Linked DNA regions of Mus musculus: region 1 is linked to region 2. The links are chromatin loops, found by intact Hi-C in ENCODE. Cell type or tissue: gastrocnemius. All regions are shown on one strand. Each heading gives the region's core, and the rest is flanking DNA. Links, peaks and the distances in the headings are about the cores only.

Region 1 (8,332 bases), core at 226-8,225, 140 kb before region 2:
CCCCCATGCCTCAGACTTCTCCTTTTGTTGCTCCTCCTGTTCCTTAAGTGTCTGCACCCCCTGCTCAGAGCTCCCCTTCACCTTATTTTTTCTTTATGTTGTAATCCTGATATTGTGATGTCTATTTTATTTTGACTGATTAATTTTAGAAGATTCTCCTCCAAGTCTCACTTCCAATTCTCATTTCTTCTTCTCTGCTGCTCATTCTGACCTGTGAAATTTTGCATTCTTTGTTCTAGCATCTTTTCCAGCTCCTGTCTCTAACCTTCATGTTCCTCTCTCTGTTATCTTGACCAATAGAATCCTGTACCTTTCGTTCCAGATTTTCCTCTAGGCTGTATTCATTTTCTTCTCTCTGTTGCTTAGCATGACCTACAAATTCCTTTAGTTCTTGTGTTTTCTTTAGGCTGTATTGCCCAGTCTTTTCTTTTTTTCTTTTCTTTCAGTTTTTCAAGACAGGGTTTCCCTGTATAGCCCTGGATGTCCTGGAACTTACTCTGTAGACCAGGCTGGCCTTGAACTCAGAAATCCGCCTGCCTCTGCCTCCCAAGTGCTGGGATTAAAGGAGGTATCTAATTTTTGTGATTGTCAATTTTGAATTCTCAGTACCTGATCTGGAGCTTCTTGTACCTTTGTCTCCCCCTGGTGTTCGATTCAGGACATTGCAGTCCTCTCGGAATCTTATTCGCAGGAAGTGGGTGGTGGTGGCTAACTGTAGAAAGACGTGGGACTTCTGAGCCTCTCTCTGGCTTTTGTTTGGGTTGCAGTCGGCAGCATGTGCACTGATTTCAGGCAGCTTGCAGTCGGGAGAGCAGGTCTGGCTGTTCCGTGTCCAGTTTAGACGTGGGGGATACAGGAAAAGCGAGCGCAGGAAGGCCTGCTCGGGGTAGAGATACCCAGATCAGCCAGCTGTGCCTGTGAGAGAAAGCTTTGGAAAGTTAGATTTTGGTTTTTTGTATTGTGTGTGTGTGTGTGTGTGTATGTGTGTGTGTGTGTGTGTGTGTTTTCAGTTGTTGATCCTCAGCTGTGAAGACTGCAGGCTGCTTCTCAGGCAGTCGTGCCCCAGGGTCCTTGGTTCTTCTGTAGGCGCAGGGACCCCCCCCCCCCCAAACCATGTTATGGCGCTGCCTATGTCCAGCTCAGGGCAGGGGCGCTGCCACTGGTTGCTGAGGTTTGCTTGGGGTTTGGAGAGGGAGCCTCAGTCTGTAGACCCCTTAGACCCATTTGGTGTTTAATTTCCATCCTGGTGCACCTTTAGAGATCAGCCCTAGTTATTTATATGGGGCTGAGGGGAGTGGATTGGGAAAATCTAATATACTACTAACTTATTCCCCAGCTATGAGACCCCTTGTTGCTTGCGGCTTCTCCCAGCCATGCGGTTCTGGCCCATTATGGCTTCCTCCTCCTTCTTCCTCTGTCCTCTTTCCCCTTCTTCCTCTGCCTCCTACTCCCTCTCCAGTCCCACCTTTTCCCCTCCACTGCCCAATCACAGGCTCTAGCCTTTTATTGGCAGTTAAAATGGGAGGTCAACATGGTATCACCTGAGGACGAGGTAGTCTGCTGGGTGGGGTGGGGTGAGGAGACTCTCTCGAGGAACCAGTACTAACATTTGAATACAAACAGTGTGTGTGTTTTCTACCTTATGTGACCATGAAGCAGGAGGCCCTCACTGAGGGCATCTTGACTGTGAATTTCCAGATCGTTAATTTGTTTTTCCTAGTTAGTATTTCTCAGGTATTCTGTTATGACTACACAGGCAGAGGAGAGGCCTCTCTGCTTGAGTCTTTTTTTTTTTTAAAGATTTATTTATTTTATTTATATAAGTACACTGTTGCTATCTTCAGATACACCAGAAGAGGGTATCAGATCCTATTGCAGATGGTTGTGAGCTACCATGGGAAGAGCAGTCAGTGCTCTTAACCACGGAGCCATCTCTCCAGCCCCCTCTCTTCTTGAGTCTTAGAGGAATGAATATAAGGGGCTCACTGCAGCCCCATCTACTGAGTAGTTATTGTGCGTTAACAAGTCTCCCTTTTCAATGTGCAATGGCTTCACCTTATGACTCTTCTCTTCCTCCTCGTCCTTTCTTCTTTGTCCCTCCTGTCTTCTACCTAGAGATGCAAATACTTCAGGCAATCGAGTCATACTCACAAGTAATGAATCCCATGCCCGAAGGGAGGTGGAGACACTTGAGCATCTAATTGGCACTTAGCAAATTTGCTATAGGGACGAAGATGTCAGTGACATACTTCCCAAATAACAGCCATGCTTGGTGCTTTGGCAAACATCCCCAGCTAAAAATGACTGCCCCACTAGAGGTTGGGGTACATGGATGCTCCCTAGGGAACTTCATCTGTTCTCAGGGTCTCACCTCTAGGTCAGTAGCTGCTAGAAAAAGCTACACTCTTACCATCACAGAGCCAAGCTGCTAGCTCAGGAATACCTTCTGTAGTCTGTGCCTGTGTCCCTTCTAGTACAGTGGCCAGAGTGCAAATTGCTTTGGAACTGAATATACAAAGTACAACAGCATTTATTCTACAGCTGGGCTGGCTTGGTGGACACAGATAACTCTTTTTAAAATAGCTTCCTAGGTCAGGGCTGGGTCCCCCTGAGGTAGGAACCTCTGTAGCAGCTGCTGGCTGTCTACTCAGACCTAGAAGGCTGTGGCTGGCATCCAACCATAAGGAGATCTAGGGGCAGCTGAGTGACAGCCATAAGCAGGCCTTGCAACCATCAGAAGAGGCTGGTCACTATTCCCACTTAGGAAACAAGTCAGCAGGCTTGGTTTTAGCCGGTGACAGTTACCAGAGCCTGTTCCCTCTCTGGTGAGATCGGCTACCTGTTCTTAATTCTCTGGGGTCAGTGTCCCCCTGAAGGGCCTATTCTCCCATCTCCCTTTACCATCCATTGCTTTCTGAGCTGTGGTGACAGTGAACCCTAGGCCTGTATGAGTTACGTTGTGGCTACCAACTCAGAACGGACAGTAGTTCCTAGGGGCTCACAATCTGTGCTTCCAGATCCCCTTCTGAAGTATTTGACCAACTGTTTCCTTCATCAGCCGCCAGGTTTAAAAGGCTCTTTCCCGGGTGTTCATTTATCTATACTGGGACTTTGTGCCCTTATAAAAACATCCTTTGAATACTAGCAATATCTCAGTCCCACATGACTGGGACCACCAAGGAGTAGGAATTCAGCTCACACCGAGGGCTCTTTTTATTCAAGAGTCCTCGGCTTGTGTCAAACAAAGTGGAAGCTCCCTCCCATACTCCTGTTCCTTAGTCCTTGGTAGGCCTCTGTGACGCCCACTCTCCTCACATCTGTCACCTGCTTGACTCCCGGTGTCTGTCACTGCTTTATTGACTTCATCTTGAATCTATGTGCAAGCGTTTGCTTCATTTCCTGGAGGCTTGGTGGCTCCTTTCTGGTTTATTGGAAACAAGATTCTTGGACATCGGTTGAACCTTAAAGATGTGACAGAGGTGTGTGTCTGTGGCCACCAGATGGGGGCCCATTCTTCATCTTCACACTCCGTGGCCTGCTGGAGCTGGCACAGGTCTGCACGGGCCGGGAATGAAGTCACGTGAAGGGGACGCCGAGTCCTTGTGAGAAGACTCCGAGAAGACAGGGTCCTGTGAGCTTAGGGTTTTCTCACAGCGTGGAATTGTTCTTGGAATGTGTTTTCATGCCCCTCCCAGGGGTAGCAGAAAGGAGTGAGCTTCCTTCAGATTACTCATTATTGTTTGCTGCTGTTATTCAATTACATGTCTATATGCCGCTATTTAAAAAAAAAACATATCTTTACCACATGTGGCTTATCCATGAGACTGTATACAGCTTGCACTTCTGAGAGCTTTATTCATGTGACCTCTCTTTGGGGGTGGCATTTTAAGTCAGGGTTTCTCAGTGTAGCCCTGGCTGCCCTGGAATTCTCTGTAGACCGGCTGGTTTTGAACTTAAGAGATCTGCCTCACTCCCCCTTCCACCCACCCCCCCCCCCCGCAACCCTCCCTCCCCCAGTGCTGGGATTAAAGGTGTGTGCCACCACGGGCTCCTTGTTACCTTTTTTAACCCTCAGGGAATAAATACCTGAGGATCTGAATAAAGTAGGCTATTGCATGGGGCACAAGTCCGCCTCATTTATCTGTTCCATTCTACCTCTAAATGGTGTCAGCTCTACACACTGGAATAAGCCACAATATCCTGTTGGGGAGGAAAATGGTTCTTAGTTTTGTTATTTACACAGAGTCACTTTGCTTTATGAACACTAGGTGGAGCCCTAAAACCAGGTCTGCCTCAATTTCGAGTAGCCTTAGGACCTTTATAATTTAAAAAAATAAAAAAATAAAAAAAAAATAAATAGAACAAAACAAGAGCCTGATGCATGAGAGGGGTTGGTGACTTGGGGAGACTGCAGCAATTGGTATCTTTATGTCACCCTTGTTAAGCTCATTCAATTTGCCAAGTCTGTTTTTGACTCTGGCCCCAGGGAATTTCTATTATGTCTGCCTAGGGAAGTTGACCAACAAGCAAGGACTCTGCTGGCCATGGGTCCTTGACTACTAGACATTTGAGTCAAGCCCAGCTCCTGCCCTCTCTTCACGACACTTTAGAACCAGGAGAATGTGGTTGACTAACTTGCTATAGACATCACCCCTCTTGGTAATTGTGCCTCCACTGAGCCTCTGCCAGCCATGTTCTGCTGGCTCACCTGCGTCGTGGCAGTCATGTATAGTGGGTTGACCTGTTGCTGCTTGTATTCTAATGCTAATTTGGGGGCCCCAAGACTGGCTGCCCCAGAGACAAGAGAGTCCCCCCCCCAAGATATTTCTAATTGATAAAGATGCCGACAGTCAATAGCTGGGCTGAAGAGAGATAGGTAGGGTTTAGGTTTTGTGGGCTTGGAGAGAACCACCATGAGGAAGAATGTTCAGGCGAGAAGGAAGCAGCAGCCACTATGGGCTAAGGTAACCAAGAGAGCATGGCCCCGAGGGCTGCCCAATTGGTGCTAAGAGCAGCCCAGGTGGGACATAGCAAATAGGAAGTGATAACTTAGGGTTATCAATCGGAAAGTGGATTCTAACAGCGTGGAGGGTAGGCAGCTGCCTAACTATTGTGCTGTTTAGGGCTTATTGTAAATATAAAGGCTGTGTGTGTGTGTATTTAAATCTGGGAATTCAATAACCAAAGGTGGGGTAGGAACCCCAGGCTGGGATTAAATTATTTCTACAACAATCATGAGCACCCATCTGCCAAGCTGGTGCATGGGGTCCCAGTGGCACATCTGCCCCAGTTTAAGGGCATGTTTACCCAAGGCTGGGCAACAGCAGAGGGAAGGAGGGATGTGGGAAGGAATGTTGACAGTCAGTTTTCTTTGAACTGAATGGCAAGCTGTCATGCTCAAAGATGTGGGTGGCCTCTCAGGGAACAAAAGGGATCACAGGAGCCACATTTGCGTGTGATTGTAGAATCCATAGTATGTTTGCGGTGTGTACGTACACGCATATCACACAGATATAGATATATGTGCGTGTTTTGTATGTATGTATGTGGCTACACATACACATGTATCATGTATGAGATGCAAGCATATGTGGGGGTGCACATATGTGATGTGTGTGGATGTGCATACAATTATGTAGTTTATGTTTGTGTGTGTGTGTATCTGTGGTGTACAGCTGTGTCTGTCTTGGACAGAACCTGGTGACCTGAGTTTGGGTCCCCAGAACTCACATGATGGAAAGAGAGCATGTTACATCATATGTCCCCTGACCTCCTCAGGCAAGCTGCGTCACCTACATCTATTCTGCCCCAGTAAAAAAAAACAAACATGTACATTGTACATTAATATATAATTTTTTTAAAAAAAGAAGAAATGACAGGCAGCAAAGTTCTTTGCCTTGGGCCTGCCTTCTCTGGACCTGGTTAAAACTGTCTGAATCTTGCTCTTGAGAGACTGAAACAGGAGTATTGCTGCAAGTTTGAGGCCAGGCTAGGCTACATAGTGAAGTGCTGTGTTACCTCCATTCAGAAAAAAAAAAAAAAAAAGAGAATGTTCATTTTATCAGCAACACTGCGAATCATGGTCCTACCCTGAAGTGCTTTCTACGGGACAGGGCGGAGAAGTGGGGTCAGCGGTTGGAGCTGTTCTCTTAGAATGCACAAAGGACCTGCTCCTTATAGGCAGGATGAAGTGGATGGTAGGTGCTGAGAATCTTACAAATGTTGAGCATCCGTGATACTCCTTCTGGGCACTCGTTGGGATCATCACCCCAGGACAGCTCCCAGAGTTGGTATCATATGGGAGAGAGGAGTTGGGGCAGTGGCCCAGAGGCCGGATGCAGCCTGACATAACTAAGACATCACCATTTTATCCCAGGACTGATGCCCACTGCTTTGCTGCTTCTGGGGTACTGGTGGGAATGTTGAGACCCGACTTGCTGAGGATGGGTGGGACGGCCTGCCTCTCCAGACCTGCTTATGCCTGCCATTTCTGAGATACAAGAGCCTGAGAACTTACTTCAGCCACCCCGACAGAAGAAACCCGGCTGCGGGAGAACTCAGACAGTGGGATTATCTTGCAACATAAGTGGTGATAGCAATCTTATTCAGGCCTTGCTATAAATTGATTTCAGATTAAACTGTTCCTTTCATCTTGATCTAAAGGGAACAGGTTCCAGTCAGACAAAATTAAAAAAATAATAACTAAGACCTCCTTCTGCCGCTTCTGTCTCCGGGGCTCACCCCTTTTCCCATAATCCCTAAATGCCATTAATTGGCCTTCTTGATGGTTACAGGAACGTTTAACTGGCCATCTATTTCCTTCCTTTCTCTGTCCTGAACTCCCAGCTCCTATACCACAGAGCTCCACAATCAATGAATAGAATTACACAAAATGCAATTTACTGCCCTAATGAGCAGACAAGTAAATAACTCAGCCATTCAGGAGATCAATTCCTTGGCCAATTTCCCCTAACTGCACCTAGGAATCTGCCCTCCCAGGAGGAGAGCCACAGACACGGACCTGGCCCACTTTATCCCCAGCCATGCCTCTCCTGATCTGATGGCCAGGTTCTCTCAATCCCTGGGGCTCCAGCCAACCCTCGAAGGCCAGTCCCTTCCATACTTAAAACATCGAAGTTGGGGCTGGGTAGCTCAGTAGTTAAGAGCATTTGCTGCTCTTGCAGAGGACCAAAGTTAGGTTCCCAGCAATCTGGTGAAGTGGCTCACAACAACTAGTAGCTCCAGTTGCAGGGCATCTGACGACCTCTTCTGGTCTCTGAACAACATTCACAATCTCACACACATGAGAATAATTCAAATAATTCTTTTTTTTTAAAATCTCAGTTGGTGCTCCACTGTTCTGCAGGTCAGCAGTCCACGGCAGTTCCTTATGGAGACCCAGGGCAGTTCCTTATGGAGACCCAGGGAACAGTTGTCCCTTCCTTTCCAATTAATTCTAGAGATGTGACATGCCTGGGTCTGCTTTCATTTTCTATCCTCAAAGCTGTTAGCATTTCACCTTCTAGATTCTAATTTGGATGCAGCAGTTTCTGAGAAATTTAACTTTTTGTTTGTTTGTTTTTTTTCGAGACAGGGTTTCTCTGTGTAGCTCTGGCTGTCCTGGAACTCACTTTGTAGACCAGGCTGGCCTCGAACTCAGAAATCTGCCTGTCTCTTCCTCGAGAGTGCTGGGATTAAAGGCGTGCGCCACCACACCTGGGGCGGGCAAGATTTACATATAATAAATATGCCTCCATCTTGTCCCTTTTGGTTGTCTTTAGAATGACTGGCACCACATAGATGTACTTTCACCACGTGGATACCAGGGATTCGAACTTAGGTTGTTGACTTTGGAGGCAAATGGTTTACCTGTGGAGTCATCTTGTTGGCCCATGTGATGGCTAATCTTGGTTGTCAACTCAACTATGTCTGGAATAAACTAAAGCCCAAACAGTTGAGCATACAATGAAAGGGAAGACCTACCCCTAGGTCATGTTTTCTGGAATGGAAGTTGAACTTCCATTGTCTGATTGCCTTCACTCTCGCTGGCAGGCACATCTCTCATGTTGCTGAGGTAACCCTTCACTGATATTAGAACCCACCTCTTCAGGATCCTGATGTAGACCAAAGAACAGCAGTTCTTGAAGAATCCAAGGGACTCCAGTGCTGGGACTGCCGAGACATCCGGACCCATGGTCTGAGCAACTATTGGATTCTTAACATTTCTTTCCAGAGACAGACATTAGTGGGCCACCTGAATCACAGTCCTTAAGTCACTGTAATAATAAATCCCATTTAATGTACGCATATCCTTACATATAGATATATAGCT
Region 2 (8,332 bases), core at 133-8,132:
TCACAGCCAGGGGGAGAAACAAAGAAATAGCTGGCAGAACCCCAGGGTAGTGAAGACAAGCTGTGATGGGCCCAGGGGAGCCCAGGGGAGTACGGGGCATGGAACCTGGAAGAGGACCCAGATGGGATCTGTCTGATAAAGGAAAGTCTGTTCCAGCCTGCTCAGTCTGAGCTGAAGATGTCAGGGCTACTCCAGCAGGGGCTCTTGAAAGACGGTAGCCAGGGCTATATGCTTCAGGCTCTGGGAGCAGGGCTCAGGGAAGCTGGGTGGGGGTAGGGGATCATCTGAGCAGATCTGTGGGTCAGAGCCAGCACAGCACCAGGCTACTGCTCACTCTCTGACCCAATCTCAGCCTTGCACATTCCAGTTGTTCCATGCCTGTGGGAAATAAAGTCACTCCCTGTCGTAGAAATCACATTTGTCCTCGGATGTCAGGGACACTTTGGCTCCCCCTTCCTCTGCAGAGCCACTAATGTCAAAGGGATGATGAAGGCTCTACCTCCACGGACTAGTGTTAAGGAGGAGAGGAAAGAATCACCGCGAAGGAACCATGACTTTATGAAGACACATTGCCGGGGTGAAGTGCATCGGAGCAGAAAGGCCAAGCTGTGATGGATGGATCTAGTTCTAGCTGGGCGGGGCTCAAAAGGAACCCGAAGCCGCCAGATGCAAGGCAGACAACTTGGCTGGATTTCTGGGGAAAGTGCTGGATATTAATGCCCCCATGTTAGTAGAGATGAGTGGAGAAAAGGGCCATCCTAGACACACAAGAAGGGGAAATGCAGACGAGGCCAGACCATCTCAGAAAAGTCAAGTAGTTAACAGGTAGCTGGCAACGCAGCTCTGGTGATAGGAGGAAGGGAGCATGGCAGCAAAGGCCAGTGCTGGACTCTACTGTTGGATGCATGCAGAGAGCTCAATCTCACGGGGACAGATGCCTCCAGAGCATCAGTGGAAGAATCTGCCTTACAACAGTACAAGTGCCTGTCCGCCAACTAGGACATATCACAGGCTGGATGCCACAAGCTGAGAGTCATGGGAGGCCTGGCAGATGTCCATCCAAGAATGCAGGGCAATTGCGGAGCAGCAGGAACACTGCTTTATTTGGGGATACATGCGGAGCGATCTGGAAGACAGGGAGACAGGCAGTTCCCAGAGTGGAATTTAAAGAGCTTCAGGGAGGCCCTCAAGGCAGTGCCAATGGCTCCCAAGGTTACTGCAGCTGAAACCTACACCACTGGAGCCTCCCTGCCCTCTGTAGGCTTGTGATGCCTGGTAGCTTCTGGACAGAGACTCCCAGTGTTACGAGAAGACCTTGAACAATGAAAGCCATTCATATCCAGACCTTAGCTGCCAAGACACCAGGCTTTGTCTAAGCCCCAATTCAACCATTAACTTCAGTAGATACCATTCTCCAGGCTTGCTAAGAAGAAGTCTTCATTCCACCCCGGTGCCTTTCCTACAGACCACAGACAAGCCAGGGCTCAGTGGGATAGACTCCAGGAGTGAGCTGTTGGCTCATAGCTCCATATCTACAGCCTACTCTAACAACTTCAGGATGTGCCCTGACCAGAGCTGTTTCCCTGCCATTGCTCCTGAAAGGACAATGACCTATCTGACCCTGTGATAGGAAAGCCAGGGCCCATTCTGTGTAACTGAAGCCACCAAGGTCCCTCATGTCCTCACCCAGACCCCATCCAAGGGCTGCCAATGTCTGATGCTTCTGAGAAGTCCAGCCACAGCACTCTTTCCCCACCAGCTTGATAGCTTCTTGCTCTGGGATGGGTGATCAGCATCATAGAAAACATGGACACACATAATGCTCACCTGAGATCTAGAGGTGAGAAGAACCCTAGAAAAAGGATAGAAGGCAGCACCCACCGTAGGGCCACTCTTGCCACTCCCTACATGATGTGGCACACGGGACTAGTGTATGTCTTGGATTTGGAAGGTCCAAGCCATAGGGACCTTATGCCCCTAAACCCTTATCATAGCCAGGGAGCCAAGTTGGCAGTGGGGTAAGTTCATTCTCCAGTCCCTGGTGAGCATAGGTCAGCTGGGATGAGAGGTCGGAGGCCCTGGAAGGTTCTGGCTAAGACCAGCAATGCAGATTTGAAAGCTGAGTAGCTCAGTCAGTATACACCTACCCCAGGTAGAGACATCCCTGTGAAGCTTGCCTGCACCCAGACGAAAGCTAAGGCTGAGGGCATCCTGAGGGACCTGTCCATGACTCCAGTGTAGGAAAAATGCCAAGGCAAGGGACTACTTTCTCTGACTGCAGAGATATCCTCAACTATACAATGTCTTGGTTTCGCTTGTATTCCCGAGGTCTTGCTGGCCTCTTGTGGGCCAAATGAGGCCAGGGATGAGCTGAGCCACCACTGAGGATGTTCTGTGTGACACAGTGGATGTAAACAGACAGAATGCAGGGACACTAATGCTGGAGTTGAACGAATCTGTCCTTCACAGAAGAAAGCATCCTTCCACACCCACTTCTTCATAGTTCACCATAATGCCAGGAACAGGAAGAAAGTGAAGGAGAGGAATTTTTTCCATAGACAGCACAAGACAACCTAGCTTGAGAAAACACAGATTGGGTTTGGTGAGAAGGTTCACCTTCATAAAGAAGTTAGCATTCTGCCAGGGTACACAGAGAAAGCCAAGCCTTGGTATTGAAATGCCCACTGTTACCCACTGTGGCTGATACTCCTGCTTAATGCCTTTCTAATGGTTGTACCCTTTCCCCTCCTCCAGACAGTACCCACCTTCTATGGATGGTTTATACAACAGGATTGAGCTCACAGGCTGAGTCCTGAGCTGCTGAGGGAGACTGAAAATCTTTAGAGTTCCTTGACTTATAGAAGCATTCCCCCCAAATGTGCCTCCTGCTTAAATGGCTTCTTTGTGTCTGGATTGGTGCAAATGTCCATAGTTGGCTTAGAACATGCTACTTCACCCTAAATTCCATCTGCAATGACCTGTACCCCTCTGCCACATTCTGAAGTAGAGGGTGGGACTTCACATGTCCTCTAAGCCCCTAACAGAGGTGGCACGCCTACAATGACTGAGTTGGAATTACTCACAGAGTCTGGGTAAGAAACTCAACATTCCCTGGGGCCAGGGTTAGGATCAAGCCTCAAAAGCAAGGATAGCTGGGCATGATGGCGCACACCTTTAATCCCAGCACTCGGGAGGCAGAGGCAGGCAGATTTCTGAGTTCAAGGCCAGCCTGGTCTACAAAGTGAGTTCCAGGACAGCCAGGGCTATACAGAGAAACCCTGTCTCGAAAAACAAAAAAAATAAAAAAGCAAGGTTAGCCTGATGATGAGCCTACTGGGAACTCCAAGGTTGGGCAGAGACCTCTGCATCAGGGCCTGGCCCTTATACACCAGACACCTGAGGACCTTATTCTATCTAAGTCTTCCTAAGATGCCCATTGCAGCTTCCTGGGAGCCAAGGCCCCTCTAACCAGATGAACCACTATTTCTGGGGCAGGCATGGAGCTTTGTGTCTTTGCAAAGCCCTTGAATGTCTACATCATGTGACAAGGGCTGAAAACCCCCCAAGCACATTCTATGTACACGCACGCACACGCACGTGCTTATGCATACACATAGCCCATCAATTAGCTTCTCAGAACAAAGAAAATCCACTTTGAGATAATTTGCTGCCTAGATGCAGAAACAGTGAGCAGTTTTTAAAGGGCACCTTCTTTTAATTACAAACAGAATTCAAGTGTTGCCCCTGGGCCGCCATCGGCAGTAGTAGCTTAGAGAAGAGATGTGGCCGTAGGCCCCATGGTGCTGGTGACATCTGGGTGCTATTAGGAGCTGAGGCTCCTGGTTCTGCCCAGTATATCTCCTGCCTAGGAATCCAGGCCATGCCGGGCTGTTGGGAAGGGTCTGAGATGTCAGAGTGGTATCAGGTAAGGTCTTCTCTGTCAGTGTGAACTCTGGCGTATCAGCTGCTAAAGTGTAGGCTGCCTTCCCCAGCTGTGTAGACTATTTTTGGTACATTTTAGGCCCTCACCTCTGAACAACAGAAGGACTTCATACACATTAGTCAGGCCTAGGCTTTGGGGGAACTGGAGACCACAACCCTAGGCTGGCTCTGGAACTAGGAAGTCTATGCAGGTTACCAACCTAAGCACATCTTTCTGCCAAACCACAGGAATAATGGGACCCTGAGAGCTATGTAGAGCCTGGACCAATGCCCAGCTATTCTCTCTCAACTCCACTCACCCGTACAAGGAACAAGAACGAGCTGACTGAGAAGGATGAAGAGTGTGTCTGAAACACATGCCCAGACCACACAAAACAGAGGATTCTTCACGTTAATGTAACACATGTATGTGCAAGACCATGATCCTCCCAGATACCCCACTGTTCGTCTGAGCCCTATAGCAGCCCCACTTACTGCAGAAGCTGCTTTCCCGTGTCAGAAATAAGGACCCTGAGGAGTAGAAAGTTATGGTACCATCTGGAGACAACCCAGCTAAAAAGGGAGTCCTAGGATCTGGACCCAGACAGTTCAGGATCAAAAGGGAAGGCAGACAAAGAAAGACAGGCAAACAGAAAGACACCATCAGACAAAGGGAAATAGACAAAGGTAGAGATGAGGAGGCAGAGAGACAGAGAAAGAATAAGAAAGAAGACAAGAGAGAGGAACTTACAAAAAGAGCAGGGACCACATCACAGGCCTAAGCCTGAAGAGGGAGGTATTCTTGTTGTGAGGAGCCCTAGTTGCCCTCTAAGTCAGACTCTGCAAGTCACAGCTGGCCTGCTGCCGGCTTGGAAAGACAGGCCACCCCCTGGCCTAGCTTCTGACCGGTATGAAGGGTGCTGCTGTCACCTTGTGGTCATATCTGGTTCTACATGCCGGGAGCCCACAGGCACTTTTGTTCTCTAACACTGTCCTGAAGTTCTCTAGTGCTTACTACATATAGAAAACCACCATTGGCCCTGCTTCTTGTAGGCTGCAAGGGTTGTTGAGATCCCCGAAGTTGCCAGCTTTTCCAACTGTCTAGGACCTGGCCCAGGGCTCTGTCCATCTTAATTTTGAAGAGAACTGCTCAGGTGTCTTCTACGTGTGTAGAGAAATTGTAATACAGCAACATGGCTACTCTGGCAAGGGGTCACATCCAAAGACTTTCGGGTCTGTAGAAGTTTGAACTTGGTTCTTCCTCCCAGCAACATGCTCCCAGAAATAAGACTCAGATTCAAAATATATTTACAAATACCTTGGCCATATAGCTAGGCTCTTCCCTAACTAGATCACAATTTACTATAATCCATTTACTCAAATCTACATTCTGCCATGTGACTAGTTACCTGTGCTCAGATACCATGTATCTGTCTCATTACATTGGATGAACCCGGGACCTGGCCCTATCCCAGAATTCTTTCTGCCTCCTGGATGTTCCACCTTCTATTCTACCCTTTTCTATAGGCCATAGGTTTTTTTAAATTTTTAATCCATACAATACACAAGATGTTCCCTCTACATAGGTCTGTGTGATCCAGTTGGAACACAGACACACCTTTAATCCCTGGAGATGGAGGCAAGCAGATCTGTGAGTTCAAGGCCAGCCTGGTATACAGAAAGTTTCAGCTAAAGAAAAGCTTAGGTCCAGGTACACACCTTTAATCCCAACACGCAACAGACAAAGGCATGCAGATCTCTGAGTTCTAGTCAGTCAGTTGAGTCAGTGAACTAAGATAGCAGCACACACCGGGCAGTGGTGGCGCACGCCTTTAATCCCAGCACTTGGGAGGCAGAGGCAGGCAGATTTCTGAGTTTGAGGCCAGCCTGGTCTACAGAGTGAGTTCCAGGACAGCCAGGGCTCTACAGAGAAACCTGTCTCGAAAAACCAAAAGAAAAAGGAAAGAGGAGTGAAAGAGGACCCTGCCTCATGCCTTGGTAGAGAGAACCCCAAGGGCAGACCTGTGGGAGAGCAGGAAGATAGGGTTCTGAAGGGTATACAGGAGCCTGCTAGCTAGGGAAGTACAATCGCAGAACAGCAGTGAGACCAGAGGAGAGACAGTGAGCCAGAGGGGAGACATTTGTAATCCCAGGAGAGACAGTGAGCCAGAGGGGAGACATCTGTAATCCCAGGAGAGACAGTGAGCCAGAGGGGACACATCTGTAATCCCAGGAGAGACAGTGAGCCAGAGGGGACACATCTGTAATCCCAGGAGAGACAGTGAGCCAGAGGGGAGACATCTGTAATCCCAGGAGAGACAGTAAGCCAGAGGGGACACATCTGTAATCCCAGCACTGGAGAGGCAAGAACATGAGGGGCTCCAGCTTGAGAACAGACTGAGCTACAGACAGTTTTTTGAGACCCTGCCTCAAAAGAGGGAGGTGGCAGACATGCATGATGGCACTTGAAAGGCAGAGGCAGGCAGATCTCTCTGAATTCAAGTCCAGCATTGTCTATATAAGGGGCTCCAGGCCAGCCAAGGCTACATAATAAGACCCTGTCTCAAAAACATGGGGAGTGTTAGAGCTGGCTTAGAGGTGAAGAGCCCCTGCTGCCCTTGCAGAAGGTCCAGGTTCAGTTCTCAGCACCTGCATGATAGCTCACAACTATCTGTAAATCCAGCTCCAGGGGATCTAATCCCCTCTTCTAGTGTCCATGAGCACCAAGTATGAACATGGTGTGCGTACATACATACATACACACACACATACACACACACATATATATTACACACATACATACAGGGAAAACGCATACACATACTTTTTTGTTGTTGTTGTTGGTTTTGTTTTTTGTTTTTCAAGACAGGGTTTCTCTGTGTAGCCCTGGCTGTCCTGGAACTCACTCTGTAGACCAGGCTGGCCTCGAACTCAGAAATCCGCCTGCCTCTGCCTCCCAAGTGCTGGGATTAAGGCGTGTGCCACCACACCCGGCTACACATAAGTTTTTAAAGGGTGGAGAATGCAGGTATTTTTTCTATCTCATCATGCCTGGGTGAGGGGCTAGACCAGGGCCAGCAGACAGAAACAAAGAGAACCAGGGGCAGACACATAAAGACAGATACAGAGACAGAGAGAGGAGAAAGAGGTGACATCATAGAATGGTATCTGCCTTCAGGATATGACTGACTGCTTAAGCAACTGTCTAGACTTCCCAAGATGCTGCAGGGCCTATTAGCAATGCATATGAAATCTAAAAGGGACCTTTCTTCCTTCCTTCCTTTCTTCCTTCCTTCCTTCCTTCCTTCCTTCCTTTCTAAAGATAGATTTATTTATTTATTTATTTATTTATTTATTTATTTATTTATTTATTTATATGTATATCAGTGCACTGTAGCTGTCTGTACAGGTGGTTGTTGGGATTTGAACTCAGGACCTCTGGAAGAGCAGTGAGTGCTCTTAACTGCTGAGCCATCTCTCCAGCCCAAAAGGGACATTTCTTATGAATAACAGCAAACACTCTGGAGGTTCTAGAACGTATCCCCAGTCCCGTAGTTCCCTGTGTGGTTGACATCGAAAAGCTTCATTCGCCCTGGGGTCATACGTCTGTCCTTCTTCCATCCTTCCCTAGATGAGTGTGGCCACCACCATGTTGTCACCAGACCTTGTCACTAGCTGGCTGGGGACTGACAACAGGGCCATAGTATAGCTTGATCTACAGAAACCTTACCACCCAAGTTTCACATTAGCAACACCTGCCCTGAGTGTGGCTCTCCTGCAGTCATCATAGGGATGTCACCAAAGGGCCTTGGCACTTGTGTGGTCTGGAGGAAGAGCCCAAGGGTTTTGCTGCATCTTAAGGGCCATGCCCTCCACCCCTCCAGCTCACAGTGAGGGACTAATTATGTGTCAGGAGGCCCCACCTGACTCCAGATCTGCTGAGCTGTGATCATGGGCTTTCAGCCTCTAGAGAAGGGATCCCCTGTAGTCTGTGAGCCACCACCTGTGGTGCACTGCCTAGTGGCCCACATGAACTAGACACAGACAAGATACCTAAGCACTTCTAGACAGCTGGCTAATATACCACTGTCCAGGCACCAGGTTGATAGAAGCATGCTGGCCAGTTCAGTGTGCATCAAGACAACTCTTAGACAAAAGGCCCAAGGTCACTCACCCCTCACCCCACATCTACACACACACACATCTCCCACTCTCTCTGAGTTGACTACCATTCTTAAGAGACCTTGAAAGGGAGCTGGAGAGATGGCTCAGTGGTTGGGAGCGCCGACTGCTCTTCCAGAGGTCCTGAGTTTGGGTCCTAACAACCACAGTGGCTCACAGCCATCTGTAACGAAATCTGATGCCCTCTTCCGGTGTGTCTGAAGACAGCTACAGTGTACTCATATAAATA

What was found. Peaks named below come from ENCODE experiments on the same cell type or tissue, not always from the same donor. Only the 100,000 strongest peaks of a DNase experiment are listed, where the experiment ranks them.
Region 1: a loop joins it to region 2, with 17 times the contacts of the local background. A loop is called at or near these places in 38 of 42 quality-filtered maps.

The regions. Positions count from the first base shown.
Region 1 is chr5:110,632,044-110,640,375 of GRCm38, reverse strand. No RefSeq gene overlaps it. Among named protein-coding and RNA genes, the nearest start is that of Noc4l, 17 kb to the left of the region's middle. In gastrocnemius, for the core only: CTCF peaks have their summits at 656 (motif pointing left) and 4,268 (motif pointing right); a DNase peak (open chromatin) is centred at 666; H3K4me3 peaks cover 248 bases.
Region 2 is chr5:110,490,483-110,498,814 of GRCm38, reverse strand. No RefSeq gene overlaps it. Among named protein-coding and RNA genes, the nearest start is that of A630023P12Rik, 20 kb to the left of the region's middle. In gastrocnemius, for the core only: a CTCF peak has its summit at 4,846 (motif pointing left); DNase peaks (open chromatin) are centred at 1,036 and 4,810.